Linked DNA regions of Homo sapiens: region 1 is linked to region 2. Evidence: chromatin loops called from intact Hi-C (ENCODE). Cell type or tissue: dorsolateral prefrontal cortex. All regions are shown on one strand. Each heading gives the region's core, and the rest is flanking DNA. Links, peaks and the distances in the headings are about the cores only.

Region 1 (2,908 bases), core at 114-2,613, 68 kb before region 2:
GGCATGGCTGTAGGAGGCCCCAGGATGTGTGGCCACGGGGACCGACACGGCTGACCACAAAAATAGAAATGCAGTCCCCAGGGCTGCAGGCTGCAGAGTGTCGGTGTGGTCCCCTCCCTGGCAAGCAGGAGACCCACATGGCCAGGTGGGTGCTGGATGCTGGGACTGAGGAGGAGCCTCTAGCCCCCAGGACTCCTAACATGCGAACTGTGGAGCGAGGGGTCCAGGGCTGGTCGTGAGAACGGAGTGCACACCCAGGCATTGCCTGAGTTCTGCAGCCTCCGTGGGTAGCTGGGGGGACGGGACCCCGGGAGCCTGTGGAGCCCTCAGTCCCAGGGGGGCAGTGAGGACTCTGGGGCAAGCTGACAGCTAGGTGGGCAGGAGACCCGGGTTTTAAGGCTCCCTCAGGACTCTCCTTCAGCTCTTCCCCATCCTGTGGGGCCGGCTCCGCCCTCCCAGGTCCCAACTTCACCGGGCTGTGCAGGGGCCCAGGCGTCCCCGATTTCACCGGGCTGTGCAGCGGTCCCGGTGTCCCCGATTTCACCGGGCTGTGTAGGGGCCCAGGTGTCCGTGGCTCAAACTTCCACATTGGGTATCCCCAAGAACCCCCCACACGTCTGTGAAATGAGGGGGGCCCCTCCCCTGGGGGCCTGACAGAATTGCTGTGAAACCTGAGATTGTGGGAAACTGCTGGAATCCGTGAAGGGTCTGCAACGTTAGACGGTGGGCTTAGGAACCTGCAGACTTTGGCAGGGACCCCGTGGCACCACCTCCCCCATCACTGTGCTGACTTCAGGGCCTGCAGGCACAGCCAGGTGCAGAGGGGAAGGGGCACAGTCATCATCCTCACCAAGGTGATGGATTCGCTGCAAGATGAAAGGTCTGTGTGCAGCTTCACATCTGTCCTTCTCTGGAATTCAGGTCTCTTCACCGCCCCCCCGAGGCCTCCTCCTGAGGTTTCCCTTTACCTGGTCCCCAAATGGGTGGTCCCAGTCACCTCTGCTGTGGAGATGCACCCTTGCTCACATCGAGGACCCCAGGGAAGACTTTGACTGGAATCTGAACGTTTATTTTGGAAAGGCAGCCTCTTGGTGACTCCAGGTCACTTCAGAAGAGAGGCCCCCCCTGTCTTTACAGCCATGTAATTTGCATTTGTAACGTGGTGGGAGAAGGCCTGGGATTGGCAGAGGGCATGGAGGAGATGAGTCGTGTAGATAGACTGGCCAGGAACGCCACCGGTTGGCAGCCTTTTGTCACCAGTTGAGATGATTTGGGATCATTTTTGGAGGCTCCTGGAGCAGCCACAGTTAGCACTGTGACCAGAAGGATGGAGTTGTAAGGTTCTGGGTGCAGCTCACCTTTCTGTTCAGCCCACCCCGCTTCACTGTCTGCAATGGCTCCCAAGGACGCTGTGAGACTCTCATGTGGCAGGTGCACGGCTCTGGGCTGCATCTTGGTGACAGCATCCCTCTGGCATCCCAATGCAGGTTCCTGAGTCCCACCACAGAGCTTCCCGCCTCACAGATGGAACAGGGCCCTGCGTCTTCGGCAGGTACTCAGTGGTGTTTCTAGGTTCCAACTTGAGTCATCAGTGGATTCCCTGTGGAGGGTCCTTCAGGGGACAGCAGGGCACTGGTCAGGGGCCATGCAGGCTGAGAGCCCACCCTGAGAGGAGGCCAGGCCGGCAGAGCACAGGGCCCCAGCTCGGAGTGCGGGTGGCAGAGTCTTTAGTGCGTGGCCAGCTGGAAGCAGCAGTGGCACTTTGAGAATTTCAAGTCTTGTCCAGGGGCCTTGGTGGCCTCTGACTCACATGGCCTGTTCATGGCAACCCCCGCTTTGGGAAAGCTACATCATGAGGGTCGCTCCTGGCGTCCTAAAGTGAACCTCTCCGAGCTTTCAGCCAACGGTAGGATACGGGACACGGTATGGCCACCGAGAAGCTTTTGGACATCTGTGAGGGCCACCATCGTGAACGTGGTGGTCAGGAGCCCAGCATGAACCGGACTCAGTTGAGCATCAGGGCTGCCCCAGCCGGCTCTGCGGGGTTCACAGGAAGCCCACTCCTCCTCCCCAGCCATGCCTGGGATCTCCTCGGAGCCCTGAAAGGTCGTCCCCATGGGGTTCCACAGCAGGGACAATGATGGCTCAAGCGGCCATTGGAACCAGAGCTGGGAAGCTGTGGGACGTCCCGGATGAAATGTAGGATGTAAGTCCCTGTTGGGGGCCATGCAGCCCCACCTGTTGAGAAAGTGAAGAGCATTACTGACATTTCCATCATGATGTAAGGAAATCAAAGCACATCTAGTGAGAAAGTGATGCTGTGGAGACCGGAGAGGGTAACCGTGTTTTCTTCGCAGTCACCATCTTCACTTTTCATTCATTAAAGAAATGGCAGAAAGAAAGCAGAACTGACTCCTGTGGGGACAGGCCCACTTCTGTGTCCAGGTGGGCAGACTAGAGTGAGGCAGAGACATGGCAGGTGGAGCCGTGGTGAGGGTGGTGCTGACTGGCAGTGGGGACTGGAGTGAGGGCTGCAGTCAGGGGTGTCGGCCTGGCACCCGCTCTGTGCCAGGGCCCAGCTGACCTCTCACCCTGCAGCATCAGAGACAGCCCTGGAGGTGCCATGTGGCCCGTCCAGCCCCAGCCCCGGCCCCGGCCCCGGCCCTGGGTCATGGCTTTGCAGCCTTCACTCTTTAGGGAAGGTCTCCCAGCTCCCCCTGTCCTAGGGCCGCCGCCCCCACCTCTACTCCACGTTATTATTAATACTGGCGATTTACAGTGGATGACACGGTGTCGTGAGTGGAAGCCGTGTGGCAGCGGCGGGGACCTTCCTATCTTTAGTGCCCAGTGCCTGGGATGAGACACACTGTGTGACCGCCAGCTCACTGCTTCCCCCGCATGTGTGGCC
Region 2 (2,908 bases), core at 226-2,725:
ATGCATGAGCTCAGATGGAGTCGCCCTGGAGTAGGAACCATCATCCAACCACCGGTGTCCATGGAAGACAGGGAGAGATACAGGGAGACGGGCTCGCAGCTGGGTGGGGCCACAGCCAAGAGTGCTGGCCCCCCAGAAGCTGGCAGAGGCAGGGCGGCTCCTCCACTGGCTTCAGTGTGCACGGCCACGCCAACCACCCACTTGCTCCAGGCCCCAGAGATTCCACCCCAAGGACGCAGGGGACTCAGAGAGGCTTGGCCTGCAGCCCCCACTGGAAGGGCTGTGGATGGGGTTCTGACACATTCGATGTAACTGAGAGAGGTTGGGTTAACCAGGCTGCCTGGGAGGAGACGGCGTCCACTTGCAGGTGCACTTCGGTGCAGGGTTGCAGGGGGCGGGGGGGCGGGGGGGCCCAGCTGGGGCTGTGCATAGCCCACCTCGGATGGCCCCTGCCCACAGCAACAACTCTTGAGGTTCCCTTGAGGCAGCCCCGGCACCCCAGGTTCTACAGTTGCCCACGTTGATGTCAAGCTTTGAGTTGTGGTTCTTGCCTCAGGAGCAGGTCTCCCCACCATGCAGAAATGGTCTCTAGCTTAAGTGAGTTTGCCTTTTGTTTTTTAACCAAACAAACCCATCCTAGCAATACCCGGGCTGCCCCCAGGATGGCATGAACCCATCATGATGCTCCCTGCGACAGGGAACCCCTGCCAAGGAACAAGGTGCAGAATCCCACAGCGCCCTGTGTCTGCTCATGTGGATGCATGTTACCATAACACGGCACATATAAAAATCATGTACAGATTTCAGAAACTTTAAAATAGCCATACCCTTTGTCCTGTATCTCTACTTGTAGGAAATTAACACAGAGAAACAATCAGATGTGAGATAATGATTTGCCTGTGTGTTTCTTTGCCACAGTGTTTATGACAGTCAAGAATCACTAGAAAACCTGATTAAAATTTGAAACACACATCCCAGGAAATATTCACTCAGCTATTTAAAATCATGTAGAGTAGCAGCATCATGAAAAAACGTTTAAGTGAAAAATTTGTTACAAAGAATAGACATTGCTGTTACAATTTTGTATAAAAAGGCATCAGAAGGATAAAGACCTCTAGGTGATGCTGTTAAAGTATATTTTATTTTTATTTTCTATATTTTCCAAAGTGAACACAATGATTTTATACTCAGACAAAAATACATATTAAGTTACTTGTTTCATGCATCACAACGTAATGGTCATTTGTGTGAGAACTTTAGATGACAGAGTCCAGGTCAGCAATCCTGCCAGATTTTATCCCCAAAAGACCATCTCCTCACTAACTGTCCTCATCAACTGATTCTGCGTTTATAGTTTATGTTAATGTGAATTCCAGACTTCCTTGCTGGGCAAAGCCATAAAAAAAGTCAGAAGTCCAGCAGCTCCTCCTCTTCCTTCCTCTCCTGCCCCTCCCCTCCCTGTCCCCCACTTCAGAAGTGCAGTCCTTCAGTCGTCCGTGTGTGGACCAGGACCTGCTTGCTGCTGGGACACAGGGACCTGTTCACACGTCACACTGGCCCCGGAGGGGGAGGTGCCAGCAGGTGCCCTCCCGTCACCACATGGAGGCTGTCACATACCCAGGTGCCATGTCACCTCCGCTGCAGCATGAGCTCTGGGCACGCAGGAGTCACCAGCCTTGCTCAGTGCTGCACCTCAGAGCCAGCCCTGGTTGTCCGGAATCGAGGGTTCGTTTCCAGATTTCTGGGGCCACGGCTCCAGTGCATCCCTGACATGCTGGGTGTTGTCCCGCGGGGCTCTCCCAGTCACAATGAGCTTGTGAATTTCCTCACAGTCCTTTTCCAGTCTCTACCCTCTCTGATACCCCTCCCAAGACATGGAGTGAGGCTGTGCAGGAAACACCTATGCCTGCCCTTCTGTGGCCGGGGCCACTGTGCCACTCCATAGCCCTGCTCCCCTAGCCTCGGGGTTGGCTCTGGGAGCCTGGCCCTGCCTGCTCCAGCTCCCATTTCTCACCTCCGCTTTGTGGCTGATCATCCAGAAAGGTCGCCATGAGGATGTTTGGTATCCAGGTGTCGCTTTACCTTCAGCCTCCCTCCTGGGGCGCCTCTGGTTCCCGGGAGAGAGGCCGAGCCAGGGATGGAAAGAAGCCCATCCCTTGGGACACACGGCTTGGGACCTTACCTAAGTGTCCTGGGTCTACCTGTCGGGAACTCTGTGGATGCCATTCCCCTCACGACACTACAGGCGTCCCCGATGCAGACACCACAGGTCTGCATCTTTGTGCCTCTGTGTGGCCTGGGGCAAGTCGCTGAACCTCTCTGCATATTCTGTAAAACGCGAAAAACAGTGCCTTCTCCCAGCTCTCTGTAAAGACCAATAGTTTACAGCATGGGGAGCACTCTGGCAGGTACCTGGAGCGCCTAGTGCTCCCTAATGCCAGGTGTAATGGTGACAATCGTTCTTTAGGCAAGTATTAAATGATGTTTATGGAAAGATGGCATCATCTGTGCTATAATTTAAGGCAGAATAAAGACTAGACAGAGCTAGAGAGAGACTTAGCTGAACAAATCAGCTCCTGAAATTGTGGGTGTTGGAAGGTCCAGGGGCAGCTGGGGACTGGGGAGAGTTGGGTTGCAGTCCAGGCTGTCTGGGAGCAGAGCTCCCTCTTCCTCAGGGAACCTCTGTCTTTTTCTCTCAAGCCCCTTGATAGATTGGGTGAGGCCCACCCACGTTATGTCACACACCTTACTCAAAGTCTACTGATATAAGTGTCAATCTCATCTAAACATACCTTCACAGAGACATCTAACCTAGCATTTGACCCAATATCTGGGCACGGTGGCCCAGCCAAGTTGACAAGTAATAAAGCCAATGACCACAGAGACCAAGGGTCTCCACCCTGGTGCC

Evidence for each region. Hi-C counts contacts between places; a loop is a spot of excess contacts. Peaks named below come from ENCODE experiments on the same cell type or tissue, not always from the same donor. Only the 100,000 strongest peaks of a DNase experiment are listed, where the experiment ranks them.
Region 1: it touches region 2 in a loop (7-fold over the local background); 1 of 110 quality-filtered maps calls a loop at or near these places.

The regions. Positions count from the first base shown.
Region 1 is chr13:112,895,339-112,898,246 of GRCh38, forward strand. It overlaps a transcript of MCF2L not described here. Among named protein-coding and RNA genes, the nearest start is that of MCF2L-AS1, 72 kb to the right of the region's middle. RefSeq lists an enhancer at 2,631-2,908. In dorsolateral prefrontal cortex, for the core only: no CTCF peak of the experiment used is centred there; no DNase peak of the experiment used is centred there; H3K27me3 peaks cover 820 bases.
Region 2 is chr13:112,963,713-112,966,620 of GRCh38, forward strand. It overlaps a transcript of MCF2L not described here. Among named protein-coding and RNA genes, the nearest start is that of MCF2L-AS1, 3.5 kb to the right of the region's middle. RefSeq lists an enhancer at 1-300. In dorsolateral prefrontal cortex, for the core only: no CTCF peak of the experiment used is centred there; no DNase peak of the experiment used is centred there; H3K27ac peaks cover 252 bases.